2 separate regions of the Homo sapiens genome follow, and region 2 is linked to region 1. Evidence: read pairs that join two places in POLR2A ChIA-PET (ENCODE). Cell type or tissue: Panc1. All regions are shown on one strand. Links, peaks and the distances in the headings refer to the core of each region. The heading gives the core; the rest is flanking DNA. Region 1 holds the start of LOC107984874 (a long non-coding RNA gene). Region 2 overlaps GSG1L (GSG1 like).

Region 1 (16,518 bases), core at 2,736-10,735:
CTCAAATTTGGGGGTATCTCCACAATTCAGTCACTCAGAATGTGGGGCTGCAACATAGTGACGGTCATGAAGAGGCCAGAGGAAGTCTCCTCAACTGACCATGGGTTCAAGGGTCCTAATGCCTCATCCAAATCCTTCCTGAAACTGGCCATGTTTGGTGGCTGCACTCTGCCTTAGACATCAGTTGGGACAATTTGGGGCCCTGGAACTGAGATTTCCTGGACAGTGACAGCAGTCTCCCAGCTAGGAACGTAATCCACAGTGACTGGGCAAGAGTAGGGGCTGCAGAGAGAGGGATGTGCCCATTGTTTTCTCACCCAGCCTTTCCCCCACCCCAGCAGAACAGAACCTAAGTTGACCTTATTTGAGAATTGGGAGTTGGGCCAAGCATAAGAGCCAATAGGCTATCTTGTTTTAACTAAATTCATGTTATCCCAGGGTTTTACTCTACCTATCTGTCTTACAGGGTTTTTCTGAGCATCAAAGGAGAGAAAGGGTTGAAAATGTTTTCTAGAGTACAGAGCATTATTCTACCGTAAAGGATTACTAGTTTTACAGCTGCCGAAATTGTTGTTAAACAGCAGGTCGCCTAGGAACTCATGTTGCCCTGGGAGGAGCAGTGAATCTGTTGCCCCTCCAACTGCCCACCACTGTCAGACTTTGAAGACATAAGCCATGACCTCAGTCTGGTTTGCATGAAGGTTGCGTGAACCAGCTCAATACACTCAATTAGGAGACCTGGTGTTATTTTTTAAAACACCAGTGGTGAACCCGCACTTGCTTTAATCGTTTCTCAGCCTTGACGTTTTGGCTGGATCATTCTTTGTTGTGGGGCTGTCCTGGACATTCTGTTATGTTTAGCAGCATCCCTGGTGTCCATGTAATAGATCCCAATAGGACACCTCTCCCCCAGTTGTGATCAAAAAAATCTCAAGTCATTGCTGGATGTCCCCTGGAGTTGGGTGGGGGGACAAAATTAGTCCCAGTTCAGACCTCTGCTTTAAAGCAATTCTGCAAGGTAGGGATTTGTTCATCTATTTTTATGGATGTCAAGATGCAAGTCAGAGGAGGTAAGTAACTTGCTAAGGGTCCCATCACCAATGTCACCTCCAAGGTACATGAGGGCACTCTGCATCTGCCCACAGCCACCACCCAGTCATCAATGGAATCTATTCAGTCATTCAGCAGATACTGGTCGAGCACCTACTATGTGCCAGCCAGTGTTCTAGTTGCCCAGTAAATATCTGGGTATCTGGGTGTGGTGGCTCATACCTGTAGTCCCAGCTACACAGGAGGCTGAGGTGGGAGGCTCACTCGAGCCTAGGAGGTCGAGGCTGCAGTGAGCTGTGATCACACCACTGCACTGGGCAACAGAGATAATTAATTAATTTTATTAAATGTGTATCACCAATACTTGGTATCAAGGGATGAAAGGGGGAGAACTCTAAAAAGAGACAGCTGTATTCGTTTCCTATTTGCTGCTGTAACAACTTGCTGCAAACTTGGTGGCTTAGTTCTGGAGGTCAGAAATCCAAAATCAGTTTCACTGGTCTAAAATCAAGGCATTTAGCAAACCTGCACGTTGTGCACATGTATCCTAAAACTTAAAGTATAATAATAAAAAATAAAATCAAGGCATTGGCGGGACTGCATTCCTTCTGGAGGCTCGAGAGGAAAGCTCATTTCCTTGTCTTTTTCAGACTGTAGAGGCCACCTACATTCCTTGGCTTGTGGCCATGTCCTCCTGTTTCAAATCCAGCACTATAGCTCACTCCTCCCTGACCTCTGCTTCCATTCTTACGTATTCTCTATTTGATGTTGATCTTCCTGCTTCTCTCTCATAAGGACGCCTATGATTACACTGGACTCACCTGGATAATCCAGGCTCCTGTCCTCATCTGGAGATTCTTCACCTAATCATATCTTCAAGGTCCCTTTGCCCTGTAAGGCAGCATCTCCTCAGCTCCCAGGGGCTAGGATATGGACATCTTTGGGGGCTATTTATCCAGCCTACCACAGCCCACCCTCTGTCCCCCAAAGATTCACCTCCATACCACATGCAGAATACATCCATCCCATCCCAAGTTTTCCAAAACTCTCAATCCATTACCGTAACAACTCAAGTCCAGAATATCATCTAAGTCTCGTCAGCTCAAAACTCCAAAATCTCATCATCTAAATTGGTTATGGGTAAGACCCTGGGTATGACCTGTCTTGGGGCAAAATTTTTCTCATCTGTAGATGAGTGAAACTAGAAAACAAGTTATCTGTTCCCAAATACAATGGTGGATAGGTGTAGGATAACAGTTAACAACATTCCTGTATTAGTCTGTTCTCACACTGCTAATAAAGACATACCTGAGACTGGGTAATTTATGAAGGAAAGAGGTTTAATGGACTCACAGTTCCACGTAGTTGGGGAGGCCTCACAGTCATGGCAGAAGGCAAAGAAGGAGCAAAGTCACAGCTTACATGGTGGCAGGCAAGAGAGCTTGTGCAGGGGAACTCCCCTTTATAAAATCATCAGATCTTGTGAGACTATTCACTACCACAAGAACAGTATGGGGAAACTGCCCCTATGATTCAGTTATCTCCACCTGGCCCTGCCCTTGACACATGGGGATTATTACAGTTCAAGCTGAGATTTGGGTGGGGACACAGTCAAATCATATCAAAATTCCCATTTAAAAGAAGGGTAAATAAAAGGGAAAAAAGAGGAATCACCAAACCCAAGCAATTTTAAAGCCCAGCTGGGCAAACTGTTAGTTTTCAAGGCCTGGGAATAATTATCTGTGGTTCGGGGCTCTGTTCTCTTGGCCCACAGCTCCATCCTTGGAGTCATTCTTCCTTTTTCAGGAAGAGCAGCCTGTGTTTGTAGATGAGCCATTTCATCAGCCAATTTCCTGCCTGTAGAATTTTGGGGAGTCTGACAACCTTTCGTTTTGTTCTTTCTTTCTCCCATTCAGTCCAAGCTGGCAGTATTTCTCCTGGTATGACATTCTCAAAAGTCATGTGGGACTCCCATGTATGTCTCTAGGATTTGCTCCATTAGACAAGGGACTCCTCTGCAAATCTTTCCTGGAAAATCCCCTCTCTGTCCTGGCTTCTGCTGAAATGTCTAAGGGGATCCATGAGCCACATGTCTAATCTCCTGAAAGAGCCCTCCATACAAATGAATACTTTGCATTTTGCATCTTTCTGAGGTACAAGAAAAAAGGTTGTCCAGCCACACCTTTAGTTTTCTCTCCATAGCATACTTTTCTGACAGTGAATCTCCTAATTTTAGAATCTTCTGCAATCTGGATAGGCTGAAAATCATCCAAATTGCCAAGTCCTGGTTCCCTTTTCCTTAACAATTCTTCCCTCAGTCTGTCTCTTTCCTCTCACATTTTACTTTAAGCAGCAGGAGAAAAACAGACCAAATCTTCAGCACTTTGCTTGGAAATCTCCTGAGTTAAATATCCAAGTTCATGTCTTACATATTCTGCTTTCCACAGCACTGTAGGACACAATTCAGCTAAGATTCTACTGCTACATAACAGGATTCCCTGGGCTCCAGTTTTCAATTACATGTTCATTTCCTGAGTCCTCACCAGTGGTGCCTGTAACATCTATATTTCTATCATCGGTCTGTATAGGATGATTTCTCTAAGATGGTAAAAGTGTTCTATACACTCAAGGTGTTCCTCACTTCCTCCTGAGCCCTCAGGAGTTCACAGGTTCTAGGGATTAGGATGTGGACATCTTTGGGGAGCCCTTATTCAGCCTACTGCAATAACTATTAGGTTTATTGGTCAATTATCAAAGCTTTATTGATTGCTTCCCATTTTCTTAGAACTACATTGGATACTATATAGGCTACAAGGGGTAGTATAGCTAGGCTGACCAAACATACTGGTTTGCCCAAACAGTCCCATCTATATATATGTGTGCATGTGTGTGTGTGTGTGTGTGTATCTCCAGGCTAGAGTACAGTGGCAATCATAGCTCACTGCAGCCTCAACTTCCCAGGCTCAGGTGATCCTCCCACCTCAACCTCCCGAGTAGCTGGGACTACAGGCATGCATCACCATACTCAGCTAATTTTTGTTTATTTTTTGTAGAGACAGGGTCTCACTGTGTTGCCCAGGCTGGTCTTGAACTCCTGTTCTCAACCAGTCCTTTTGCCTCGGCCTCCCAAAGTGATGGGATTACAAACATGAGCCACTGTCCCAGCTCCGTTTATACTTTTTGTCCCAGTGTAAATATAGTAGTGCTCGCTTTCTCTCTGAAATGTCTTGGTTTGGGTGATTCATGTCCTGGTCACTCTAAATATAGATCTTAATGCTTAGCCATAAGGAATCTACAATTTCATGTAGACAAAAGAAACATGAAAAAAATCTTGAAGCAGTTGTAGTTAAGTGCTAAATAGTATGACATTTAGATGCCGCTCAACACCCTGCAATATGCAGGTCAGCCCCTAACAACTACCTGACAGACATTTTACCATCTGGAAGTTTAGGGTCATTTGGAGGCCTTTGGGAGTTCATATTTCAAAGTGTGGTCCCTGGACCAGCAGTGTCAGGATCACCTTATTAGAAATGTAAATCCTCAGGCCCCATCCCAGACCCACTGAATCAGTGGGTGGGACTCCACAATCTGTTTGAACAAGCCCCAGATTTTAACAAACCATATTGTCTGTTTCTCTCTCCCTCTCCTTCACATGTGCACTCCCCCCCACCCCACCTTCCCCCGGCATCTCCGGGATACAAACACCACAGTTAATATTAACAACATTGCTCTGTCCAGGGAGTTACTCATTTTCCCCTGCCCTTTGTTTTCTCGTCTTCAAAGCAGTGACATCACAAGGGTTGAGATAATATTGTTAAATGTTAGTTTGGGGAGAATAATTCTTTGGTTCAAATGATCTATTTTCAAATAAGTTTTTCTCAAGGTACCATATTTATCTCTCATCTCTCTTCTGGGCTTTTTGCAGGAGCTGAGAAGAAGCCTGGAACTTAGTGTAAATCTACAAAGGAAACAAAAGGATTGTTCCAGCGATGAGTATGACTCTATTGAGGAAGACATACTCTCTGAGCCTGAGCCAGAGGACCCGGCACTGGTGGGCCATCCCAGACATGACCGCCCTCCTTCCAGTGGCGACTGGACTCAGAAAGATGTTCACGGGGAACAGGAGACAGAAGGACGCTCTTCTCCAGGCCCAGACACCCTCGTGGTGCTGGAATTTAACCCAGCTTCCAAAAGTGAGCTCTGTCTTGTATATCATTTCTTTGCCATTGGTGTCTCTGCATCTAATAGCAGGACTTAAACTTCCAGTGGTCCTTTGAGTTCCTCTTTGGGTAGAGTGTCTCACAGGCCAGGGAGGTATATCAGTCAGGTCTCTGTTGATTGCAAGACGCAGAGCTTCCCAAAGGCTTCCTCAGGGCCCTGAAATTCCAGATGGTAAATTCCTGGCAGATAGTTGGAGGTGTCTGTTCTGTACACTGTAAGATGTTTTGCAGCATCTACATACCAGTTGGCTAATACAGACTAGCTTAAGCTAAGGGACTATTTATTGACTTGAGTAACTGAAAGGTTCTGAGATGTAGCAAGACTCATTTTCTCCCCTCTCCCTCTTCGTCTTCTTTTCCCTCTCCGTCTCCATCTCTCTCCCATCTCCCCTCTTCCCTCTCCTTTTCCCTTCTGGCCTCTTCCCTCTGTCTTCTCCCATCTCCCTCTCCCTCTTGCTCTCCTCCTTCTCTGCTTTCCTGTGTCTTGCTTCCATTCTTAGTAGACTATCCAACATACAAAGGCAGAATTGCCTTTAAATAAGACACTGACTTTGCAACCCCTCAGAAAGTGAATTTTTCTTTCCCAAAAGGCCCAGCAAAAGTCCCAGACCTGGTTCTCCAACCCACACGGGGTCACATGCTGTCTTGGATTGGATCACCGTGGCTCTGATGGGCCAGGTCCAGCCAATAGGACTAAGGGGTGTGGTTATCACCACCCAGCCACACGATAGTGCGGTAAAGCTCTCATCTCCAAAAGAAACTCAAGGTGAACCTGAAGGAGGGAGGATGCTGGCACGCAGAGACAGCAGTGTCCAATGGAGGAAGTTTGTCAAGAAAGATCTTGGAAAGTAGAACGAGCAAAACGATTGGTGAGGGGCAGGGAGGAGAGAGAAGGACTTGATGGGGAGAGGCCTACTTGCAACAGTCTTCATCCTCTGTTCCTAAGCTTTGACTCGGGCTGGCCTGGCCTCTGCCTGCACCTCTGTATCCTATTCATGTGCACCGTCAAAGCTGGGTGTGCCAAGAGAAGACAAACTTTTCTGAACCATGATGAACCTAAGGAAAGAGAAATGAGGGAATGTTTGGAATCAGACAGTGTGTCAGTTTGCGAGGGTTGTCATGACAAAGTACCACAGACTGGGTGGCTTAAACAGCAGGAATTTACTCTCTCATAGTTCTGGAGACTGGAAGCCTGAGATCAAGAGTCAGTTTCTTCTGAGGCCTTTTCCTTCTTTGTGGCTTGTAGACAGCCATCTTCTCCCTGTGTCTTCCTGTGGTCTTCCCTCTGTGTGTGTCTGTGTCCTAATCTCCTCTTCTTAGGAGAAGTTATATTGGATTAGGGCCCACCTATATGACCTTGTTTTTAGTTAATTACCTCTTTAAAGACCTTGTGCCCAAATACAGTCAGGGGTACTGGCGGCTAGGATTTCAATGTATGAGTTTGGAGGGGGCCAGGCACAGTGGCTCATGTCTGTAATCCCAACAGTTTCGGCAGCCAAGGCGGGAGGATCACTTGAGTTCCAGATCAGCCTGGGAAACATGGCAAGACCCCATCTCTACAAAAAAATGTTTTAAAAAATTAGCCAGACGTAGTAGTGCATACCTTTAGTCCTAGCTACTTGGGAGGCTGAGGCAGGAGGATCACTTAAGTCTGAAAAGTTGAAGCTGCAGTGAGCCGTGATCGTGCCACTGCACTGCAGCCTGGGTGACAGAATGAGACCCTCTCAAAAAAAAAAAAAAAAAAAAAGTTTGAAGAGGACACAGTTCAGCTCTGGAAAATCCACACCCAATAACTGACATCTCCAGAGAAGACATTTGTCCATCAGACATGCTCTCACCATGTTTGTTCTCACCCCAGACACTTGCTTGAGCTGTTCCCTCTGCCCAGATGACCACAGTCCCTTTCCTCTCCACTCAGAACCCTGAAACCTGGCTCTCTGCTTTTCCCTCCAGACCGCACTCAGAAGTTGCTTATTCCACAAAGCCTTCTTCACACTCCCACCACATCCACTTGGGCCAGCCCTCCCCCGTGCTCCCATAGCATCATCATGGCGCTGGGTTCACTGGCCCCAGTTGTCTTTCTCTCCACCCACCACACCTCCCCACCCACCAGCCTGTGGGCACAGGCTGGCTCTTACCCTCCACTTCTCCAGCATGCAGCACACGCCCAGCACATTGCAGCCCCTCAGGGAACCTTTGTCAAATAAACAAAGGTGTTAGGCGCACCTGCGGGAGCAGCAAGTGGTCAGGGCAGTGTTAATAATGGTCCCACGTGGGACCCACTGGGCCTGCAGACAGCATGGCTGCAGGGGAGACGGGGAGGGAGGGGACAGGGCTCTAAAGAGGTGACTGAGTCTCCACCCTGGAAAAGCAGGGGACCTGACAGTCATTCCTGGGTGTGAAGAACCAGGCCACAGAACAGCTGATGCCAGCACAGTTCGAGTGATACTGGGGCATAAAGTGAGAAGAGAGAATTTGAATTTCTTGACATTTTTCATGTTTTGTTTTGTTGGTTTTTTCTGAGATAAGGTCTTGCCCTGTCACCCGGGCTGAAGTGCAGTGGCACTATCATAACTCACTGCAGTCTCAAATTCCTGGGAGGGATCCTCCTGCCACAGCCTCCAGAGTAGCTGGGACTACAAGCACGTGCCAACACATCTGGCTTTTTTTGCAGAGGGAGGGTGGGGCGGGGAACGAAGTCTTGCTCTGCCCCCCAGGCTGGAGTCAGTGGCACAATCTCAGCTCACTGCAACCTCCATCTTCTGGGTTCAAGCAATTCTCATGCCTCAGCCTTCCAAGTAGCTGGGATTACAGGTGCTTGCCACCGTACACAGCTAATTTTTGTATTTTTGGTAAAGACAGAGTTTCACCATGTTGGCCAGGCTGGTCTCAAACTCCTGACTTCAGGTGATCCACCCGTCTTGGCCTCCTAAAGTGCTGGGATTAGAGGCGTGAGCCACTGTACCCAGCCTATTTTGTTCATTTTTTGCTAGAGACAGGGTCTCACTATGTTACCTAGGCTGGTCTTTATCTCCTGGGCTCAAGCAGTTCCCCCACCACAGCCTCCCAAAGCACCGGGATTACAGGTGTGAGCCACCGCCTGGCTGCCTAGCCAGGAAACATTAAAATTTGAAAACCTGTGCATGTCCTAGAATCTTTTATGTACTTACCAAAATGTGGTGCTGGGCACACCATGACTCTCAGCAAACTTGTTTCGTCGCCTGCATTATTCACATCTCTAATCCCAAACTGCACAAAGTAGTTCCGTAGACATTTGTTGAATGAGTAAGTGAATGAATGATGAACAAATGCCTGAACAGAATGCCCAACTTGCTTGCGCTCAGCGTCTTACATGAAACAATTGTTTTCCTACAGGTCATAAAAGGGAAAGGAATTTGTCTGCAAAGCGGAAGGACAATGCTGAGGTTTTCGTTCCCACCAAACCTGAGCCAAACCTGACTCCCCAAGCTCCTGCTGTATTCCCAGACCAGGAGAGGATGTGCTCCAGTAAGAGTTCCGGGGGCCCCTGAGCAGGGGAGCAGGGCTGCGACTGGGTCACTCTCTGGGGTGCCATGATGGGAGGCCGCACTTCATTACCCTCCTTGCAGAGGGCTAGCTGCCCTTTAGCAAATGTATTAGTCAGGGGTCTGCAGAGGAACAGAATGAAAAGGATATGGAGGGAGAGTGAGAGAGAGAGCTTAGGATAAGGAATTGGCTCATGCAGTTGTGGAGGAGCGAGTGCGCTGTGCAGGAAGAGCCTATGTCAGAGGTGAAGTCCAAGGCAGTTGACTGGAGAAGTCACCCTCACTTGGGGGAGGGCTGGTCTTTTTGTTTGATTCAAGCCGTCACCTGATTGGCCGAGGCCCACTCACATGGTGGAGGGCAATCTGCCTTACTCTCCTGATGAATATGTTAATGTCATCCAAAAATGCTCCTTCAGAAACACTCAGAATAATATTTGACCAGATATCTGGGTTTCCTGTGGCCCAGTCAAGCCAACGCATTAAAGTAACCATGAGAGTGATTTTCTGATTCCACCACCAAGGTGTGGTTATCATTGAAAATTTCTTTTATTTTTGTTTTACTCTTAAATGAACTTGCTTACTTCAGATGAGTAATAATATGTGCAAATGGTACACAATTCTGAAAGTACAAAAGAGTCGATGGTGAACAGACCAGCTTTGTCTATGTTCTAATGACATGAGAGGTTACATTTATTCACTACTTAGGATGACCCAGCCACTATCGTAAGCTTTTACTTCTACCATCTCACATAATCCTTATAACTAGACTTTAAGGTAGGTTCTGCAATTGTCCCCATTTCACAGACGAGGAACTGAGGCACACAACGTGCAAGTGGCAGCTGAGGCTTTGTAGCAGGGGCTACCATGTTGGTTTACATTTCAACAAGATTCTTCTGGCTGCCACGTGGAGCCTGGCCTATAGGGAGCTGGGGAGGATGCGAGGTGACCAAGGAAGAGACCAGGTGGTTCAAGATGTAGAGGGTGGGGGCTCAGTCTCGATGTTACCAGGGGATGGATCCAGACAGTAATTGGGCTTGCTAAGGAGCCAGTTGTAGGTATGAGATTAGTTGTGACTTTCTATCCTAAATAACCTAGGGTAAGAACCTGGGCGCTGGGGAGCCTACAGTGATGGGGGGCCATGGCTTATCATGTGGCTGGGTGGCATGGTTTGAATATTTGCCCCCTCCAAGACTCATGTTGAAATTTAATCCCCAATGTGGCAATACTGAGAGGTGGGCCCTTTAAGATGTGAAGAGGTCATGAAGGCTTGTCCAGTGGATTAATGCATTCATGGGTTAATGGATTAAAGGGTTATCATGGGAGTGGGACTGGTGGTTTTATAGGAAGAAGAAGAGAGACCTGAGCTAGCACACTCATCCCCTCACCATGCACTGCCTCGAGACTCTGCAGAGTCCCCACCAGCAAGAAGGCCCTCGTCAGATGCGGCACCCTTGACCTTGGACTTCTCAGCTTCTATAACTATAAGAAATAAATTCCTTTCCTTTTGATATTACCTAGTTTCAGTTATTCTGTTATAAGCAACAGAAAACAAGATTAAGGCACTGGGATAGGATTTGAGTCTGTGTCACTAGCAAAGGAGACTGAGGCAACCCAGGTCCCGGAGTTGGGATCTGTGCATGCACAAGCCATGCAGTACCAAGACCCCTGTCCTAAGTCTCTGATCTGCATCCTGCTTCAGCCTGTAGTGACCAGGAAGAACTGTGGCTAACTGGAGCCTGCATCCCAGTGGGGCCTTCAAAGTACCACAATCAGAGTGGCTTAAACAATGGAAATGTATCATCTCACAGTTCTCGAGGCTGGAAGTCTAAATTCAAGGTGTTGGAGGAGCCAGACTCCAGTGGGGCAGAGCTATCCCCAAACTGGTTCCTGGGGACTTTTTGGTGGGACCCAGAGCCTGGAAAGAGGCCTGCCTGGGGCCCGAGGAAGGTAGGAGTGGGAGGCAACCCCTGTCGGCATGTCAAGGTTCCTGCAGCCAATAGCGTCACAGAGTTGTCACATTGTTAACTAGATAATGGAGAAATGATCTGTAGGGGAAAAGAGCCAAATAGAACATGAAAGATGTCAGAAAAGTCTGGCGAATTTTGATTCTGTCAACTTTGGTGAGATGGGAGCTGGGAAAGGGAGAGAGAGGAGAAGGAGGTATGGGGCGAGATAAAGGCCTGAGTCTGCTTTCGGAGCTCCCTCAGCAGGTGGGGAGTAGGGGTGGCAGTCCCAGGTGCCATTGTTCCTTCTGCATCTCCTAGATTGGCCTCACCGACTGCTGTTCAGGTTGACAAGCCTCCAGTCTATCCTGCTGGTACTGTCTTCACTATCTGAACCAATCTAAATGGCTTTTCAGAAGTTCCTCCAAAACAAGTTGGTAAAAAAGTATGCCACTGCACGAACCCCCCTAGAGCCCCTAGTAGGGCAGGAGTGGCACGGTGGTGGTCGTGTACCTTTCCCAGCATCCTACTGAGCTAACTGGGACTTCCCTCCTTTGTATATGTGCCAAGATTGCTATTTTTTCCATATTCAAGTAACAAAATTAAGGGTCAGTACTTACAAAGCACTGAACTAGCTCCCAAGCTGTGTGTAGGACTACATATGTAATCTTGCATTTAATCATCCACACAGCCCCGTGCAATAGGTACTGCTATTATCAATATTATTGTACAGAGGAGATGGAGGCACAGAGAGGTTAAGGAATCTGTCCAAGATCACACAGCCTGTAAGTGATGAAGCCAGTATTTGAGAACCTGGGCTGCAGAATCTCTGCTCTTAATTACTCCACTATAAGCCCCTCTTGTGCCAACTAAACTATTATTTGCTTAATTACCCACATTAATTACCACTTAATTAATACCCACGTCAGCCTAGTCCTAAGCAGTAACATGCCTGAAAATCAGAGGTTTGAGTCACTTGTTATACTTTTTTCTCATGCTCATCAATATATATATATTAGTATTTTAAAAGTTGAACCATGTATCAACTAAAATCATCTGGCATAGTGCATTAGCTTGCTAGGGCAGCCATAACGAAGTACCACAATCAGAGTGGCTTAAGCAATGGAAACGTATCATCTCACAGTTCTCAAGGCTCCAAGTCTAAATTCAAGGTGTTGGCAAGGGCCATTTTCTGAAGGCACTGGGGGGTAGTCCATTCCAGGCCTCTCTCCTAACTTCTGACAGTTCCTTGGCTTGTGGCAACATAACTCCAATCTGTACATGGTATTCTCCATGTATGTCTCTGTCTCTGTGTCCAAATGTGCCATTTTTATAAAGACAGATGAATGCCCAACCTAATGACTTCATCTTAACTTGATCATCTGCAAACACCCTATTTCCAAATAAGGTCACAGTCACAGGTACTAGGGGTTAGGGCCTCAATGACCTTTTTAGGGGACACAATTCAACCCATAATATATGCTTTCATGTCTAGCACTTTGAGAAATAGAGCTTAATTAATTTATGATCTGCCTTTTTCCAAAAAGTTCTGACATGGACTAACAAAGTTTTATATACAGTGAGTAGTGCAAGACTTTGAAAAGTATTTGAGGAGGCCAGGCGCAGTGGGTCATGCCTGTAATCCCAGCACTTTGGGAGGCCAAGGTGGGTGGATCGCTTGACCCCAGGAGTTCAAGACCAGCCTGGGCAGCATGGCAAAACCCCATCTCTACTAAAACACACACAAAAAATTACCTGGACATGGTGGCACGCACCTGTAATCCCAGCTACTCGGGAAGCTGAGGCAGGAGAATTGCTTGAACCCGAGGGGCAGAGGTTGCAGTGAGCTGAGATTGGACCACTGTACTCCAGCCTGGGCAACAGATCGAGACTCTGTCCAAAAATAAATAAATAAAAAATTTAAGAAAATGAAACTAGAGAGAAAACAAGAGTAGAAAAATAAGATGAAACCAGGGGGTGAACAAATGAATGCCTAAAGTAGTCACAGCTGTAACACTGAGCTTCCTGGCCACCATGGCAAAGAAGCATGCGTTCATACAAAAAATGCATGTCACTGGGTCCATTTAATAAAGATCAGATTACCAGCTATTCCTGGTATTTAGTTCTTAGGGTAGTTTGTTCCATCAGTACTCCTAAAGAGGACACTATTTGAGGTAGTGGAATTCTTATTTTGAACAGGTTTGGAGCTCAGCCTTTGCTTATTCAATATACTTGGCTCTAACATAAGTCAAATTTGAAGAAAGAGTTCTGTGGCTAAGAGGAAAGCTGAAAAGCCTGGCATTGTCACTGCTCTCACACTGAAATGGGATTATGGTAGAGCCACATCTCACCTAGATATTAGGCTGTAAAGGAAGTAAAAAGTGCAGGAGACCAGAGTTACCGTTAGAAATCCCTCAAATTGATGATTAAGTGCAGCATGTATTGGTTTATACAGATGACCTCATACAGATACATGAACTCTCAGTAAGCCCAAGACAGTCTGTCTCTCCTCCAGTGTGGGAAAAATCACAGCTTCTTGGCTGAGCCCCAGAAGAAGCAGCTGGCCTTGTTTAGGGTCAGGGTTGTAGGGGAAATGTGTGTTTTTAGACACTGGCATCATGCTCAGAACACTGGGATGTTCACACCACCAGAGACACAAGGAACCTGAAACTTCCTAAAAGTGCAGCAGAATCACAAACCAACTCACTCTCCTCAAGGCAACATCTGGAGGGTGGGCTGCTTGTATGCTTTACTCTGTATCTGGGGTCGGGGAGGGATGTCTTTTTTGGTACATACAGAATTTGACTTTTTATATCTTCTAAGGGAATTGAACCTTTTATCATTATGTGTTGTTTCTCACTCTAGTAATGCTTTTTGCCTTAAAGTCTACTTTGTCTGATATAAAGCTACTCCGGCTTTCTTTTGGTTAGTATTTGTATGGTGTACTGTTTTTTATCCTTTCAGTTTCAAACTTTCTGTATCTTTATATTAAGGTTTGTCTCTTATAAGCAGCACGTAATTGGTTTTTAGTTTTATCCTCTAACAATCTATGCGTTTTAATGGGAGCATTCAGTCCATTTATGTTTAATGTAATTGCTGATATATGTGAGTTTACATCTACTATCTTATTGTTTGCTTTTTATTTGTTTTTCCTGTTTTATGTTTCTCTTTCTCTCCTTTCTTGCCTTCCTTTGAACTGATTGCTTTGTATTATTTCTCTTTTTTCCTGTCTATTAGCTTGTTAGTTATACATTCTTTTTTTATTATTATTCTAGTCATTACCAGAGATTACAACATGCATTCTTGACTTACTAGGGTTTACTTTAAATTAGCAAGTTTACCACTTCTCATTTATTGGAAGTATCTTACAAACTCTAACTCTATTTTTTCCTTTCCCAACTTAAATACTGTTGTATGCATTTTAATTCTCTCTAGCTTTTAAACACCACTAGACATTATTTCTAGTGATTATTACTACTGATTATTATTAGTAGTAGACATTATTACTACTGATTATTATTTTATATAATCAGCAGTAATTTGGATTCGCCCACATTGTTAACCTTTCTGTGCCCTTCACTCCTGGCTACTTCCAGGTCACCCTCACTCCCAGACTGTAGCCTCTGAACCTGTTGCCAGCTCTGCTCAGCTTCCCAGCCTTGTGGCAGCTCTCATCAGAATCAGTAGCACCTTAAGAGGAAAGGCCTCCAAGACGTTGGGTCTACATCTCTGAGTTTCTTTCTCCAGTCTACTATATCCCTGTAATTCTTCACAGCCCTGTTCATTCTCCATGCCTTCAAACGATCTCTTTTTTTTTTCAAATAGATTTTTTAAATATTTAAAAATATTTTCTAGGTTTCCTAGTTGTGTTCCAGCAAGAGGTTGGTCTGAATTAGATAGTCTGCTATTCCAGAAGTGTAACCTTTTGCTTGTACCCCATAAAGAGTTATTTCTCCCCTTGCCCCTTTTTCTTAGACTAAGCCCATAAAATTGAATTTGTGTCAATTAAATGTGTGTGTGATGCAACTCCAAGAGAGCTTCATTCCTTTCTATCACTGCAACTGTCCCTAGTTCTAATGAAAGGGCCTCATGTCCTCTATTGCTCCAACCTCAATCCGTAAGCCTTCCAGAAAAGCTAATATAATCTCCTTCTAGAAACCTGTTGTCTTCTTGAGGGTGAAAGAACATTAGTCTTTAATGCAGAAAGTTTACTGTCCAAGTTGTCACAGTGCTCTAGGGAAGTGATATATCTGAACCACTTTTCCCAGACAAGCTGCCAACCACAGAAATAAAGCAACACCCCTCAGTGTGAGTGAATTAGAGGAATTTGACAGCCCTGTACTTAGTGTTCCTGTCAGGAAAACCTGCAACAGCAAGACCATTCTGCCAAAGTCCAGAGACTCTTAATATATTAGCCAGCGTTCATTAACAGTAAGTGACAGAAACCCTAATCAGCCCAAGCAACAAAGGAGAATGTCTTGCTCACAGACCTAAAAATTCCAGAATAGTAGAATTGGCCTCAGGGATGGTGGGATCCTGGTGCTCAGATGGTCTCTCGGGAAGCTGTTTCATCACTTAGCTTTACACTTCTCTAGCCCAGTGGTTCTCAAACTTGGACATGCATCAGAATTACTTGCAAAGCCAATTAAAACACAGATTGTTGGCCAAGCATGGTGGCTCACACCTGTAATCCTAGCGCTTTGGGAGGCTGAGGCAGGAGACTCATTTGAACCCAGGAGTTCAAGACCAGCCTGGGCGGTGTAGTGAGACCTTGTCTCTATTTTGTTCTTAAATAAAATAATAATTAAAATAATCAGATTGGCCGGACATGGTGACTCACACCTGTAATCCCAGCACTTTGGGAGGCTGAGGAGGGTGGATCTCCTGAGGTCAGGAGTTCAAGATCAGCCTGACCAGTACGGTGAAACCCCATCTCTACTAAAAATACAAGTTAGCCGGACATGGTGGCGGTCACCTGTGGTCCCAGCTACTCAGGAGGCTGAGACAGGAGAATTGCTTGAACCCGGGAGGCAGAGGTTGCAGTGACCCAAGATCGCACCACTGCACTCCAGCCTGGGCAACAGAGTGAGACTCCGTCTCAATAAGTAAAATAAAATAAATCAGATTATTGGGCCCCAATCCCAGAATTTCTGCTTCAGTGTGTCTGAGGTAGAGGTAAGTGTTTTAATTCCTAGCAAGTTCCCAGGCGATCCTGACATTACTGGTTTAGAGAACACACTTTGAGACCCATGTCTCTAGTTACTACCAGGCAGGCATTTCATTGATGGCCTAGAGATGGCCCCCAGTGGCTCCAGGCTTCCTTTACTATCTGCTTTGCAATCCCCAGGTGAGAGAGACAGTTCTTTTCTTAGTTCAAGAACCAGCTCTCTCCTGAACCAGCCTCCCTCCTCCATGGTCAGGGAGAGGTAGTCTGGCATGGCCCAGGCTGAGCCAGAAGTGGAGTCAGATCTGCAAAGATCCACTACAGCCAGGGCCAGGAGTGGGGTCATAGCCACCCAAAAGGCTGAGAAAGGTGAGGAAAGAATGGTTCCCTGAAGGAAACCATAGGTGCTGTGAAGATCATAGTGCCAGGTAGACAAAAGCCACTGCTATCCATTTCATATAAAAATGAACCACATAGGTGGCCAGGCGTAGTAGATCATGCCTGTAATGCCAGCATTTTGGGAGGCCAAGGCAGGTGGATCACTTGAGGTCAGGAGTTTGAGACCAGCCTGGCCAACATGTCAGAACCCCATCTCTACTAAAAATATGAAAATTAGC
Region 2 (16,518 bases), core at 4,716-12,715, 370 kb after region 1:
CTAGGGCAGAGAAGAGACAGACCATCACCTCCCTCATGCTATATATAATATTTCTATTGATGTAACTCTAGGTCATGCTCTGGTTTGGGGAAACCACTTTTCACTGTTGATACAAAATAACAATAACAACAATAGCAGCAGCAACAATGTAATAATAATAATATAAAAACCCACATGTATCTTTACTATGAGCCAATCCTTATTCTTCTATCAAATTGCAATGGACCAAAGTCCCATGGAGTCTCTCACATGTTGCTGGACTCACCCATTAGATCCTGTTTGTTCCCTCTTTGGACCTGAGTATCACGAGGTACATTTTTCCATCTAATATTTCCCCTCTTGGGATGCAGCCACCTCCAGCCTCTCCCCACCTCTCTGAACCCTAAGCCCTCCCATGACTGCCTGGTATCTACACGTTGGATCCAAGGGCCCCAATCCCTCCTGTAGGTCATGGATTAAATGTAATCTCATCAGCACCAAGAAGAGCTACTCACCATGGGCTTCAGATCTCTCTGCCGTAGGTACAATTATTATCCCACCTTACAGATGAGGAGCTAAGGCACGGAGCAGTTAAACAATTTGCAGTTCCACATCCAGAGAATTCCTCACTGCTGATAAATTTTGTTTTGTTGTTGTGTTTTGTTTTAGAGACAGGATCTTGCTCTGTTGCCCAGGATGGTCTGTAACTCCTGGGCTCAAGTGATCCTCCCACCTCAGCCTCCCAAGTAGCTGGAACCACATGCATACACTACTACATCCAGCCTAGAATTTGATCCCCCCCCAAATAACCCTGCTGGGGAAAAAGTATTTTAAGTTCATTTTACAGATTAAGAAACTGAGGCTCCCAGAGGCTATGTGACATTCCAGGATCATGCTCAGGAAGCGGAAGAGGCAGGATCTGAACCCACAACCCCAGAGTCCAGCGGCCTTGAGGCTGCCCCTCTGGAGGGTCTCCCCTGAATCCTCCCTCCTTTCCAGGTGAGAAGGAGCTGGGGTGGAGGGAAGTGGGGACGTGCATGTGCAGTGTGTACATATGCACAGGAGTGTGGAATTGGTACTACGGGCGGTGGGGGGAGTCTGTCTCCATGGTTACCCTGAGCCCGAACAAAACATCACACACAGATTACCGTAACCTCAAGCATCGCCATCCGTCCTCCTGGCGATACCCAGAGAGAGCAGACTGCAGGGCCTTCCAACCTGCCCGCCCGCTTCTGAGAGCCTGCCTTTTTCATTATGCCATGATTAAACCTGGCACGTTATACCAGCTAAATGTTTTCTAATTATTTACAGATTCACCTTCATGGCATCCCTTGAGATAATGATCCCGCTGCACATTTCTGTAACATTCTGCCCACCTTCAAAAACTCAAATTGAGTTATCGAGATTATCTCATTGATCCTCCCACTTAAGGCTCTATCAGATCCACAGAGAGCAATTCAGGTTGTTTTCATTTACATATAGGGATACTGAGGCACAGATGTGCAAAGGTTGCTGTCTAGGATTTGACTGCAAATTGGTGTGGGGGCTGCAGAGATCATCCTGGGATCTTTTTCTAACCTTAGAAAAGAGAGAATAAGTGGGTTTCATCTAAATGCCAATCCTAGTTATTGATAATGGCTCCTGGTCACCTGTGTTAGGAAGGATTCTGAGGGAGCATCTGAGATTTGTAGAAAAAACAATGTGATCAGTTAAGGATGTCGACCATGGGGAAGGAAGGGGGCAGTGCTGGCACCCATGCTGTGTATTTTCCATTCCACCCTATGACGTGGGAAATGCCCCTATGAAGGTTTCATGTTAGTTCCCAACCAGGAGCAATTTTGCCTCCCAAGAGATATTTGGCAATGGCTGGAGAGATTCATGGGTGCCACTGGCATCTAGTTGGTAGGAGCCATGGAGACTTCTAAAAACTCTACGATGCACAGGATTGGCCCCCCACCCCCACAGCAAAGAATGATCTGGTACCAAATGTTAACAGGGCCAAAGTTGAGAATCCCTCAGCAGAACACATCCACACATACTCATTCACACACACACTCACAGGCATGCACACATATGTGCACACACGCGCACACATGCACATACCCACACTTGCACACACACACACAAGCAGACATGTACGTGCGTGCACACACATGCACACTCACACGCACATGCACACACGTATGCACACATGCACGCGCACTACACATGCCTGTGCACACACATGCACATCCCCACACATGCACACACACTCACACATACACATTCACATACACACACAGATAGATACACATGCACACATACGCACACAGGCACATGCACACGCACACATATAAACACACACACACAACAGTTTGGGCTTCTTTCCTTGGTCAACAGCAGATCAGAAGTCAACATGAGTATTTATACCTTCATATGTCCAAAAACAAAATTCCTGATTTTCTCCCTCAACCTGTCCCCGCGCCCCTCCCTCGTTTTTCTCCATCTCAGTAAATGGCATCACCCACCAGCTTCTGGAGCCAAAACCCTAAGGGAGACCCCTGACTCCTCTCCTTCCCCTGCTGGCCTCATCATAGTCCTGTCCTTTCTTCCTGCAAAACAATGGCTGAGCCCGTCACCCTTCTCCACACCCATCACCATGGCCCTAGCTGCCATCGTCTCCTTCATGGACCGCTGCAGTCGCCTCCTAACTGGACTCCAGCCATTCACGCCTCCCTTCAGGTCCCTCTCCCACCCGAGGGCCTTTTCACTTGCGATTGCCTCCGTCTGAGGCTCTTTCTCCAGATCTCCACAGGGAGGCTCCTTTTTGACATTCCATTCTCAAGAGAAATGTCACCTCCCCAGAGGCCTCCCTCTTCTCAATCACTCTCCATCCCATCACTTCTCTTTTCTTTCACTGTAATTCTCATGCTCTAAAACCATCTTATTTGCTTATCTGTTGCCTCACCACATACTCCCCCAGAATTAATTACGAATTCGGAAGAGTAGAGACCCCATCTTGTTCACCACTGTATTCTCAACATCAATAATAATAATAATAGAAAAAAATGGTGCCTGGCATACAGTATGCACTCAAAAAAAGTCTAATAAATGAACGAATGAATGAAATGTCAAGGACGGATGCCCTTCCAGCAACCTAAGAAGAGACCCGCAGGACATGAAGATGCTCTCAGAGCCCCCAGGCCTGAGAGCCTTCCCTCCACTGGGCTCTGGCCCCTCTGGGCTTGCAGGCAGGTGGGGGAACTTGCAGGTGGCTCTGGAGCCCCACATGCCCGCCCCAGGCAGGGTAGTGCTGACTGGCCGCCAGGGCATCTCCTAGAATCAGTTCAGGTTCAGCCAGACACTCCTTTTCCATCCAGTATCCCCATCCCAGACCATCTCTCTGCGTTCCGAGGGCCTTATTCAGACCCCACAGCAGCAAATGTGTGCTGTGCACTGAGCCTGTGCCAAGTGCTAGGGTGAGGACTGCACCTCCGTGTCCTCTCAATCTCACATCAACCCCTAAGATGTTTGGTTTTTATGTCCATTTCATTGATGGGTAAAATGAAGCACTGTTAGATTGAACCATTTTCTTAAGGTCACACGGAGGTAGCAATGGAAGAATTCCTCGCAGGACAAAGACCCAGTGTATCCTCTTTGATCCCTGATAGCTATCAGGATAAAGATACTGTATCAGAGTCTGGGTGTGCTGGCTCACACCTGTAATCCTAGCACTTTGGGAGGCTGAGGTAGGTGGATCCCTGGTGCTCAGGAGTTTGAGACCAGCCTGGGCAACAGAGTGAAACCCCTTCTCTACAAAAAATACAAACATTAGCTGGGTGTGTTGGTGCATGCCTGTAGTCCCCAGCTACTTGAAGGGCTGAGGAAGGAGGATTGCTTGAGCCCAGGAGATCAAGGTTGCAGTGAGCTGCGATCACACCACTGCACTCCAGCCTGGGTGACAAAGTGAGACCCTCTCTCAAAAAGAAAAAAAAAAGATACTATATCCGGATGGAGTGCCTGATATAATTCTAATGTACATCCAGAGCTTAGTAGTAGTCGTGGAATGAATGAGGGAATGAATGAGTAAATGAATGAATAAGTGGACCACAACTCTACTCACAACTTTTTGATAGTAAGTCAGTGAAGAGGTCTACCACACTCTTCCCTCTTATTTATCCAAACCTAACAGATCTCCCCAGGCCTGGCATTTACTCAAAAATAGAGCAGGTGGGTTACCTGAATCGTCTCACTTTTCACAAGGTTGCTGTTAGATTCTTCCTCTCATAGCACCAGCGTCACTGCTGGTTGGCATTTACGTCACTAGACTCTTTGCAACTCAAGATGCAAAGCACATTCACTTACCCTCTCAGCCTCGTGCCCTCGCTGGGCATCGCAGATGTTGAATGGCTGGAAGTTTCTGAGAGAATCGCTCCAGGATCGCTCATCCCCCTGGCTTCCATCCACTCAACATCTTGAGCTGCAAAGTAAAACTGGGCAAAGACGTGGAGAAACGTGGGAATAGTGCATGGAGGGAATTGTGGTTTTACATTCGCCATTTCTGTTATGAAAGGAACTACAAGCATCCTTCAAATAACATGCAGGTCTTGCTTTTCTTTCCATGATCACATCACCAGGAGGTGAGAGGGAGATCCTATCTCCAGCTAGTAAAGTCATAAAATGGGCTGGGCGCAGTGGTTCGTGCCTGTAATCCTAGCACTTTGGGAGGCCAATGCAGGTGGATCACTTGAGGTCAGGAGTTCAAGACCACCCTAGCCAACATGGTGAAACCCTGTCTCTACTAAAAGTACAAAAATTAGTCGGGCGTGGTGGTGCACGCCTATAATCCCAGCTACTCAGGAGGCTGAGAAAGAAGAATTGCTTGAACCCGGGGGGCGGAGGTTGCAGTGAACTGAGATCACTCCACTGCACTCCAGCCTGGGCAACAGAGCGAAACTCCATCTCAAAAAAAAAAAAAAAAAGTCATAAAATGTAAGTAAATCCCAACAACAGAGAAATCCATTTAGTAATGTTCATGCTAACCAGCAGTACCATTGGAGATATGTCAGGAAGATTCCATTGCAACCAGGTGAAAGGCGAGAAGTATCAAAGAGAACCCACTCACTCTATTTATGAGCAAAGGGTAGGCCTAAAGAGATCTTTCCATACAGAAAAGAAAGGGGGAAATCATTGCAAATAAGACACTGGGGACAATTCTACCACCTGAAAAAGAGGAAGGATATACTCAAGGTAGACAATAAAAGCAGGTCCTTGAGACGTGCTTGTTAGAGGAAACACACAATCATTCACGAAAGCATGTGTTTGCGTCCCTAAGAAAATATAAACTCTATCACGAAGACTTGGCAGATCGGAAGATCAGACAACAGATTTAGCCAAGGAGAGCTGCCAGGAAGGCAGGCTAGGTGAAGTGGAAGCCAAATGGGGAAAGCACGGGCTGAAAAGGAGCTAAAAATGCAAACGCAGAGCGAAAATACACATTTGAAGCCACAAGGAGCAGACTCAATCCTACGGAAAATTGAATCAACAATGTAGAGTGTTAGTGGCACCGAGCTCCAGAAAGTTAATTCCCTGCCAAAGACGAGGTATTTTGATATGAGTCATGGACATAATTAGGTACAACACTAGGGGCAGAGAGAATGTTTCTTTCTTTTCTGTGTCTTTTCTGAGATGGAACTGGAACTAGGGCCTAGAGCCTTCTCTGGCTTTGGTGAAAGTGCCTCCTTTGCCATCCTTTAGAAGACGAAACAGAAGCCAGGCTGGAACCCAGAGGGTGGAAAGCAAGGACGAGATCTCTCAGGCCAGGCAAAGGCATCCTCAAAGCTGGTCTAGCAGAGCTTTGATCACGAGCATAGAAAACTATAAAGGATTTGAGGCTCGGAGTCCTCTCTCAAACATTCAGAGGTACCAACAGCTGGAGGACGAACTTTCTAAACTATTTTGGAATACAAAAGAAGGAGTCAAAAGGAACATTAAAATTATGACAGAGAAAACGAGAGACATAGAGGTCAGAGGACAGAAAGCAATTCCATAAATAAGTGGTGTCCCTGAAGATGGGTAGCCTGCATGGATAGCCTGGATGGATGGTATGAAATAGTAGGAACTGGAATAGGAGAAAAGTACACTTAAAATGTAAAAGTGTACCCAGAACACTGACAACATCAAATGCTGGCAAGCATGTGGAGCAACAGGAGCTCCCACTCAGTGCCGGAGGAATGAAAAATGGTACAGCCACTTTGAAAGACGGTTTGGGCCGGGTGTGGTGGCACACGCCTGTAATCCCAGCACTTTGGGAGGCCAAAACAGGAGGATTGCCTGAGCCCAGGAGTTCGAGACCAGCCTGGGCAACATGGTGAGACCCCATCTCTGTAAAAAATACATAAATTAGCAGGGCATGGTGGCACATGCCTGTAGTCCCAGCTACTCAGGAGGCTGAGATGGGAGGATCGCTTGAGCCCAGGAAGTCAAGGCTGCAGTGAGCCATGATTGTGCCATTGCACTCCAGCCTGGGCAAGAGAGTAAGATCCTGTCTGAAAAAAACAAACAAAAAAAAACTGTATTAAATAACAAAAATGATGATAATACAATCAAGTCTTCCTAAGCTGACCTCAACAGATACCAGGCCAATTAAAAACCCAACATTTTTGGGAGGTCGAGGCAGGTGGACTGCCTGAGCTCAGGAGTTCCAGACCAGCCTGGACAATATGGTACAACCCCATCTCTACTAAAGTCACACAAATTAGCCAGGCATGGTGGCACACGCCTGTAATCCCAGCACTTTGGGAGGCCAAAGCAGGAGGATGGGAAAGAGAGAAAGAGAGAAAGAAGGAAAGAAGGAAAGAAGGAAGGAAGACATTTTGGCAGCTTCTTACAAAACTAAATATACCCTTACCAAACTATCCAAAAATTGTGTTCCTTGGTAGTTAGTTGGCGTTAAAAACTTACACCCAAATAAAAAGCTGCACATACATGTTTATAGCAGCTTGATTCATAATTGCCAAAACTTGGAAGCAACCAAGATGCTCTTGAGTAGGTGAGTAGATAAACTACAGCACACCCAGACGATGGCATGTATTATCAGCACTACAAAGAAACAAGCTATCAAGCCATGAAAAGACATGCAGGCAACGAATGCTTTTTTTTTTTTTTTTTTGAGGCAGAGTCTCCCTCTGTCACTCAGGCTGAAGTGCAGTGGCACGATCTCGGTTTACTGCAACCTCCGCCTCTGAGGTTCAAGTGATTCTCCTGCCTCAGCCTCCCAAGTAGCCAGGATTAGAGGCGTGTGCCACCATGCCTGGCTAATTTTTTGTATTTTTAGTAGGGATGGGGTTTTGCCATGTTGGCCAGGCTGGTCTTGAACTCCTGACCTCAGGTGATCTGCCTGCCTCAGCCTCCCAAAGTGCCAGGATTACAGGCGTGAGCTACCGCGTCCGGCCATGAATGCACATTGCTAAATGAAAAAGCTAGTCTGAAAAGGCTACATCCTGTGTGATTCCAACTCTATGACAGTTTTTGGAAAAGGCAAAACCATAGAGACAGTAAAAGGATCAATGGTTGCCAGGAGTTTGGGGGAAAGAAAGGACAAAAAGGCAGAGCATCGGGGATTTTTTGGGGGTAGTGAAACGACTCTGTCTGATACTACAATGGTGGGTCCATGTCATTACACATTTGTCCAAGCCCACAGAAAGTGCAACGCTATGAGTGAACCCTAATGTAAACCGTGGACTTTGGGTGATAGTGACATGCCAGTGAAGGCCCATCAGTTGTTACCAATGTACCACTCTGGTGGGAGATGTTGATAATGGGAGAGGCTATGCATATGTGAAGAAAGGGGGGATATGGGATGTGTCGATACTCCATGCTCAATTTTGCTGTGAAACTAAAACTGCTTTAAAAAAGTGTATTGGCCAGAAGCGGTGGCTCACGCCTGTAATTCCAGCACTGTGGGAGGCCAAGGCAGGAAGATCACTTGAGGCCAGGAGTTCAAGACCAGCCTGGCAACATGGTGAAACCCTGTCTCTACAAAAAATACAAAAATTAGCTGGGCATGGTGGTGCGCTTCTGTAGTCTCAGCTACTTGGGGGGCTGTGGCAGGAGAATTACTTGAGCCTAGGAGCCAGAGAAGTTGCAGTGAGCCGAGACCACACCATTGCACCCCAGCCTGAGCAACAAGAACGAAACTCCATCTCAAATAATAATAATACAATCAAGTCTTCCTAAGCTGACCTCAACAAGTACCAGGCCAATTAAAAACCCAACAGTTTTGGGAAGTTGAGGCAGGTGGATTGCCTGAGCTCAGGAGTTTGAGACCAGCCTGGGCAACATGGTGAAACTCCACCTCTACTCAAAACACAAAAATTAGACAGGCATGGTGGCAGGTGCCTGTAATCCCAGTTACTCAGGAGTCTGAAGCAGGAGAATCATTTGAACCCGAGAGGCAGAGGTTGCAGTGAGCTGAGATCACACCATTGCACTCCAGCCTGGGTGACAGAGCAAGACTCTTTCTCCAGAAAAATAAAAATTAAATAAAAATTAAAGACCCAACATTTATATATTCCATCATGAAATTCTCTATTTTGAAGATGAATGGGAAAAATCATGTAGGATTTCAGGAAAAATATTAATAATGTTGTCCATAAAGGAACAAAAATTGGGGCTGACCTCAGACATCACTTCCTCATCACCAGATGCCAAAAAACATGGACAGCTGCCCTCAGGATATTGAGGGGAAAGGTTTAAACCTGTGGAGTCTGTGCCCAGCCACGAGGCCATACACATCCGCAGGCCGTTAGCTATTGCTAGGAAAACAAGCACTGGGGAGTGTGCCACATGCATTGAGGAGGAAGTCCACTCTTTTTTTTTTTTTTTTTTTTTTTTTTTTCTGAGACGGAGTCTAGTTCTGTCACCCAGGCTGGAGTGCAGTAGTGTGATCTCAGCTCACTGCAAGCTCCGCCTCCCGGGTTCAAGCGATTCTCCTGCCTCAGCCTCCCGAATAGCTCGGACGACAGGCGCCCGCCACCATGCCTGGCTAATTTTTTGTATTTTTAGTAGAGACGGGGGTTTCACCGTGTTAGCCAGGATGGTCTCGATCTCCTGACCTCATGATCCGCCTGCCTTGGCCTCCCAAAGTGCTGGGATTACAGGCTTGAGCCACCAAGCCCGGCCCGAAATCCAGTCTTCGTGGCCGTCTCTGCTTCCACTCCCGCATCACCGCTCCCTGGCTCCCAGGCTCACTGCACTCTGGCGCATCAGCCTTGTCCCTGTTCCTCAAAGTCGCCCTGCTCTATCCCTGCACAAAGCCTGCGCAAAGCCTTTGCACGTGCCATGTCCTCTGCCTGGACACGGTTTCCTCTGATCACCTGTGGCCGACTTCCTCTCAGTCTTCAAGTCTCACTCAGATGCCACCTGCTCAGAGAGGGAAAAGTTTGCTTCTTTGTGTATCATGCACACGCATGCACACACATGCACATGAGCACAAACACACAACTGGAAGTTCCATGAGGACAGGAACCTAGTCATCCTCTTCACTGAATCCAGCTTCCATCATGGGACCCAGCACGTGGACAGTGACCAGCCCATAGACCATCATATCTTGCGTTCAAAGCCAACCAGCACCCATATGAATAAAAACGGGGAAAGTTTACGAAAGGGACTTGCAATTAGCCATGAAACCAGTTAAGCATGGAATTAAGTTGCAACGATTATGACACGTATGAATAAAAAACAGAATTCAAGAGCAACTAATTTTCTCATCCTACCAGGAAATATGCAATATATGCTGTTTTGTTCTTCATAATTATAACAAAAATGGAAGTCCAAGTATTAAAAACAGAATTAATATCAGTATGCATGCTTTTTAAAACATTAGTAAAGAAAAAAAGAAGCAAAACCTAATCTATATAGTAAAAGATTAAAAAAAAACTAAAAATTGGGAACATTCAACAAAAAGAAAGAAGTGAAAGAAGTGAGGCCAAGTGTATTTGTTATAGAAATAAATAGTATTTGTTTAAGACTCTCGGATTGTACCAAAAAATAAGTAAATAAAGCTAACTCTATGTTCTTACCAGATATTCACCTAACAAAAAGACATGGAGAAGTTAAAATAAAAAGTCTAGTAAGAGATATATCAAGGGAATACAAACGAAAGAAAGCAGGGATAGCAATATTAAAATATGAAAAAAATAGGATGCAAAGTAAAAAGCATTCACTGGGGGAAAATAGCCATTTTATCTTGACAAAAGATAAAATCCACAATTCCGCAATGAAAATATAACTGTCAAGAATCTTCTTGTGATGAACAACATAGACTCAAACTTTTTTATGAAAACAAAAACTATCAGAAATTCAAGTAAAAATGGGAAGAATCCTATTGAAGAGAAAGAGATTAACCTACCTCATCCAGCTTTTGGCAGATAAAGGGAGTAAAGATAAATAAATGACAATTTAGAGGCTGGGTGCAGTGGTTCACGCTTGTAATCCTAGCACTTTGGGAGGCTGAGGCAGGAAGATTGCTTGAGGCCAATAGTTTGAGACCAGCCTGGGCAACATAGTAACACCTCATCTTTACAAAAAAAAAAAAAAAAAATTTTAATTAGCCAGGCATGGTGGCATGCACCTTTAGTCCCACTACTCAGGAGGCTGAGATGGAAGGATCACTTGAACCCAGGAAGTTGAAGCTGCAGTGAGCCATGATGTTGTCACTGCACTCCAGCCTGGACGACAGAGCAAGACTCTGCCTCAAAAATATATATATAACAATATAAAGCCCTTAAATAATACTATCTATAAAACTGCTTTAAACTGCACACAGGGAATGTACCTGCTTTTTCAAATAAAACATTTACGAAAAAAAAATATAAGGCAGAAATTGCATAGGCTACTTTCTCTATCATTCATTAAATTATAAATTAATGACAAAAAATTAAGCAAATAAGACAAGGCACTGGGATTTTTTTAATAGACAGAGTCTCACTATGTTGCCCAGTCTGGTCTCTAACTCCTGGTTTCAAGTGATCTTCCCACCTCAGCCTCCCAAAGTGCTGGGATTACAGGCATAAGCCACTGCACCTGGCCTATACTGGGAAATTTTTAACGTTCTACTAAATTATTCTTGGATCAATGAAGTAACAAAATCAAAATTTCTGAAGTTTTAGAAACAAAATTGTCATTGCATAATTTTTAGAAAATCATCTGAAAGAAAGCACCACATTTTAAAGCACTGCACTCATAGGATATGGCTAAAGTGGTGCTCAGAGGCAAACTCATAGCATTAAATGCATTCATAATTTTTTAACTATGAAAAAACAAAGTTTTCAATGTAAAAACTTGCAAACATTAACAAACCTCAGAAAAGTCAGACTAAAGAAAACTAGGATGTATCAGAAAATTAAAAAAACAGAATCAATAAATACAAGAGTAATGAGGCTTTTTTAAAAAAGATGGAGGAGGGGGCAATAAAACAGCTAAGCTGGCAAGACCTGGGCTGGAGAAAAAAAGGGAGAAGGGTAGAACAAATCAGGCCTGGGGCCTGAGGATGCGCAGTCTCAGTACAGATCCTGTGTAAAGGTTTCAAGCCTGTCGGCTCTCTCTGGAGGTCTGGAAAGCAATTTTTACAGGGCCCATATCACCACTGGTAGACTTGAGCAAGACAAAGCCATTAGAAAGAGAAGAAAAACCACAACATACACAGGAGCAGGAATGAGAAAAGGAAACTCATCAAAGAGAGGCTTTTTCTTTAAATCCTTTTAAATTCCTTTTAAAATTCCTTTTAATTCCTTTTAAAAGGAATACTATGCTAAATAGCTAAAATACTATGCTAAATTTTATGCAAATACATTTGCAACTCTTGATGAAGAAATTATTTTCTGAGAAAAGACAACTCACTAAAAATTGACTTAAGAAGTAGAAAACTGGACTGTGTGGTAGCTCATGCCTGTAAGCCCAACACTTTGGGAGGCCAAGGCAGGAGGATCACTTGAGCCCCGAAGTTCAAGACCAGCCTGAGCAACATAGCAAGACCCCACCTCTAAAAAAAAAAAAAAATTAAAAATTAGGTGGGCATGGTGACACATGCCTGTAGTCCCAGCTACTCGGAAGGCTGAGATGGGAGGATCACCTAAGCCTGAAAGGTCAAGACTTCAGTGAGCTGTGATTGCACCACTGCACTCCAGCCTGGGCAACACAGTGAGACCCTGTCTCAAAAAAAAAAAAAAAGAAGAAGAAGTGGAAGACTAAAGTGATCAATCAGCAAGGACTAACTTATTCTGCTTAGAATCCTCCCCTGTACTCCCCCAAGAACTCCATGGCTGCCCTCTTACAGTCGTTCAGGACTCAGTTCAGATGTCACCTTGTCAAAGAAGTCTCCCCAACACCGTATGCAAAACTCCACCTGCAAGAGCTACCTCATGACTCTGTTTCATGGAATTCAAGCACTACATCTCTATATGAAATTATTGATTTATCTACGGTTTAACTTACTCATTTTCTCTCTCTCCACTGGAAGGAAGCTCCTTGAGGGCAGGAACCTTATATATGAAGTTCACCTAGTAAACCTGGTGCCTAGAAGAAGACCTGGGACAGAATAGGTGTTTAATAGATGTGATGAATGAATGAATGAATGAATGAATACCAAAGGAGACAAGACAATTTCCAAAAACTCCTTCCAAATGACCTCTTATTACAAAGGAGAGCAAATCTTTTTTTTTTTTAAGAGTCAAGGTCTTACTCTGCCACCCAGCCTGGAGTGCAGTGGTGCAATCACAATTCACTGCAGCCAAGAAACTCCTGGGCTCAAGGGATCCTCCCATCTCAGCCTCCTCAGTAGCTAGGACTACAGGTGCACACCACCACGTCTGGCTAATGTTTTTTGTAGAGATGGGGTCTTGCTATGTTGGTCTTGAACTCCTCACCTCAAGCAATCCTCCTGTCTCAGCCTCCAGAAGGGCTGGGATTGGAGGCGTGAGCCACTGCACCCAGGTAGGAGGACAGATCCTTAAAGAAGGGCTGGAATTGGAGGCATGAGCCACTGCACCCAGCTAGGAGGACAGATCTTTAAAGATAGAAATAGGTATCTTGGAAAATACTTCAAGGGTTGGAACAACTCGGCCAGCAGGTAAGGGTTTGGTGCCTTTTGGAAAGATGACCTTGGGTCTCAAAATTCTACTCCATCACCGTTAGAGAAAAAATGTAAAGCAGGCTTCAAAAGTCACAAAGAGGTTATGGCTTATGCTGTCAAGAGCCTATTAGCCTTCACCAACTCAGAGGAGCCCAACTGCTTCCTGATCCCCTGAGTTCCAGGGGTCATTTCTGATCTGCAACTGGTGACATATAAGCCACCATCACCAATGTATCTGTTCTCATTGTCTGTCCCCTCCAGAATGCAAGCTCCATAAGACAAGGACTGTCCGCTTTGTCCCCCACTGAATCCACAAGTAAGGGCTTAATAAATTTAGGTTACATGCGCAAATGAAGAAACCACCTCCTGTCGTCTGTCTTCCTCCTTTGGAATGGAAGCTCCATGAAACTAAAACCCTCATTCGTCTTGTTTCCTGCTACAGTCCCCTGCACCTAGACAAAGCCTAGCACATAGTAGGTGTTCATGAAAATGAATGAAAGAAGGGATGAGAATTTGTAGACTCTCCTTCTGAGTCAACCCAAGTGTTCATTACCTACCAGTCCCAGGAAATTTGGCTTTTGGTTGGAGTGGGCATTTTTTGAATAACAGCTATTCTGACCAACAGGGCATAAGTCAGAAAACTGAAGGTCAAGGTCTAGCAGAACCTTAAGGGATAGACAAAGATCAGCAACTAGAAAGCAGGGCTCCAGGTTCTGGTGCCAGTTCTGCCGGTGACTAGGGGATGGTTTGGAAAAGGGTCTCTCCCTGCAGAGACTTGCATTTCCTTGTTCATAAAACAAAGTGTTGATTTTCAGACAGTGATTTGCAAAAGCGTGGGTTGCACATCACTGAGGCATTGAGGTAGATCGAGCAATTGGCAGCATGTCAGGTAGGGGGAAGTGTTACGAAAAAAAAAAAAAAACAAGCTGCGTAGTGGAATAAGGTGGGGAGGTGACTGCGACTTTAAATAGGGTGGCCAAGGAAGACCTCATTCACAAGGAACGTTTGAGGGAAGTGATGGTGTGGAAATCTGGAGAAAGAGTTTCAGGCTAAGGGAGCTGCACGTGCAAAGGCCCTGGGGCAGGAGCATGCCTGGAGGTGTGTGTGCAAGAGGACAGTGGGGCTGCAGCATAGACAACGAGGAAGAGCATCATGGGAGATGGGGCAGAGAGTAACGGGGCAGGTGATGGCAGGTCTTGTAGCTACCAGGAGGACATTGGCTTTACCAGGAATGACATGGGAGCCATTGGAGGGTCTGAGCAGAGGGACTCCAGCAGTATGCAGTAGGATTGCTCAGCACGGTGGGGGATAAACAGAAGCAGGATGACCAGTGAGTGGGATGCTGGAGTCATCCAGGCCAGAGACGGTGCAGGCTCAGACCAGGGGGGCGGAGGAGACGGGGAGAAATGGTGAGACTCTGGATGTGTTTGGGAAAAGAGTCAGCAGGATTTGCCAATAGATTAAATGAGCTGTGTGAGGATGAGTGTGTGTTTGTGTCTGTGGGGAGAGAGAGAAAGGAGTCAAAGATGACTCCAAGGTCTTTTGCCTGAGAAATTGGAAAGATGGAGCTGTCTTTTGTTGAGATGGGGCTAAGAGAGGGGCAGGAGTGGGGTGTGGAGGAGTCATCTGTGCCACCAATGTTCAACCTGTTATCAGTGTTCCCTGGTTTCTACTTTCTTTTTTTTATTATTATTAAAAAATATTTTTTTAGAGATTGGGTCTCGCTATGTTGCCCAGGCTGGTCTCAAACTCCTGGCCTCAACAAATCCTCCCACCTCAGCCTCCCAAAGTGCTTGGATTACAGATGTGTGCCACCCTGCTGGCCCCAGGTCTCTGCTCTCTAAGCACATAGTAGGACTGAAATTCTCCAGTCCTTGAAAAGGTAGACATGGCCATGTGATTTGCTTTGACCAATGAGATGCAAGCAGGATGGTCCGTGCCACTTCTAGGCAAGGACTCATACCCTTTCCTGCCTTGACAGCCATGGAAAATCAGAGATGGAGCATCCTTTATCCAGGTCCCCAGTGAGGTCACCATGAAGTAGAGCCCCCCACTGACCTGCTATGGACATGTCACGGGAGTAAGAAGTCAACTAGGGTTGTCTGCAACCTCCCACATCTGCAGATTGCTGCAGATAGCTGCAACAGCATAGCCCAGGCTGCCCTGGCTGAGGAGGGCAGAAAACAGATGATTAGGTAGGGACATGTTAATCTGAGATGCCTGTGAGATCCCCATGTGGAGAGATCCACCAAGCGGAGACAGTGACTCGTGTCCAAGTCTTCTGCCTCTCCGCCCCGCCCAACTGTGTTCTGGAGAGGGTTTTCCTCCTCTATGCCCCTTCCAGGACCACCCAGAAAGTCTCCCTCAAGGTGGGGCCCGGGCCAAGTGGAGCTGCCTGGGACAAGGCTGGCAGAGGGGGGCAGAGAGTGTGGCCAGTGGTGTCCAAGGGGCTGGAGGAGTGGGGCTTTCAGCCTCCCATGCCCTCTTCCAGAAAAGGATCCCCTGTAGAGAAACCAGGGTGGAGAGAGGCCCAGAGAGAAGGGGGTGGCATGCAGACATAGACAAAGGGGAGCAGAAGCCCCACAAATGTGTCCAGAGGGGACAGAGGCAATCAAGTTGACTTAGGGAGAAGCTGCTTCCCACATGCCACGTTTGCTTAGAGTGTGAATGACTAATAAAAATAGCACTGTTTTCCTAAGATGTTTGTATTCTTCTAGTCACACTTTACAGAAGACTTCTTTTTGTTGTTATTATTAGCGTATTATTATTATTATTTGGGCAACATGAAGAGGGGTCAGTGATGAAACGAAGCCCCCATCCTCCAAACACTGCACCCACCCACTGCTGCCAACTGGGAGGACAGAGGGGGACTGGAGGGCAGAGTCAGATGAGGGAGGGTCTGGTCTTCTTCATCCGTCTGGATGGGGCGCAGCCACTCCCCCGGGGCTGAGGCCTCAAGGAGTCACTTCCCCTGTAGGGGCCTCCTGGAAAAGAGCAAGGCGAGGCGGGAAGGGCCACGTGTGCTGCTACCGCCTCCCCTGGGCTATTTCGGGCTCCCCTCGCTCGCCTCTCTCCTCTCCAGCTTCTCGGGCACCCTCCTCCCTGTGTGTGAGTGCACGTGCACATGTGTGTGTCTGTGCATGCATGCGTGTGTGCACACACGTGTGTCTCTTTCTCTGCCCACATATTTCTCCCTTTCTCCATCTCTGTCTGTTTCTGTCTCATTGCTGCTCTCTGCATCTCTGTCCGGGTGTGCACCCAATGCGGTGCACGTGCCTCGATCTCCCTTTGCGTCTTCTCATCTCTCTCTGGGTCTCTGTGTCTCTGTCTCTCTCCTCGCTCGCTCCCTCTGTATGTGTCTGCCTTTCTCTCTGTTGGTCACTCCTTCTGTGGTCCCCTCGGTCCCCCTCGCAGCCTCCCTCTGCATC

The links. ChIA-PET counts read pairs that join two places held together with the same protein. Peaks named below come from ENCODE experiments on the same cell type or tissue, not always from the same donor. Only the 100,000 strongest peaks of a DNase experiment are listed, where the experiment ranks them.
Region 2: POLR2A ChIA-PET joins it to region 1 with 10 read pairs; 2 of 35 experiments call an interaction of 5 or more read pairs at or near these places.

What each region holds. Positions count from the first base shown.
Region 1 is chr16:27,672,754-27,689,271 of GRCh38, forward strand. It overlaps KATNIP (katanin interacting protein), which reads left to right. Exons shown (of 28, transcript NM_015202.5): 7 at 4,976-5,243; 8 at 8,646-8,777. It overlaps LOC107984874 (a long non-coding RNA gene), which reads right to left and starts at 6,462. Exons shown (of 3, transcript XR_001752113.3): 1 at 6,187-6,462. In Panc1, for the core only: no CTCF peak of the experiment used is centred there; no DNase peak of the experiment used is centred there.
Region 2 is chr16:28,037,513-28,054,030 of GRCh38, forward strand. The region is part of intron 1 of GSG1L (GSG1 like); the gene reads right to left. Among named protein-coding and RNA genes, the nearest start is that of GSG1L, 18 kb to the right of the region's middle. In Panc1, for the core only: no CTCF peak of the experiment used is centred there; no DNase peak of the experiment used is centred there.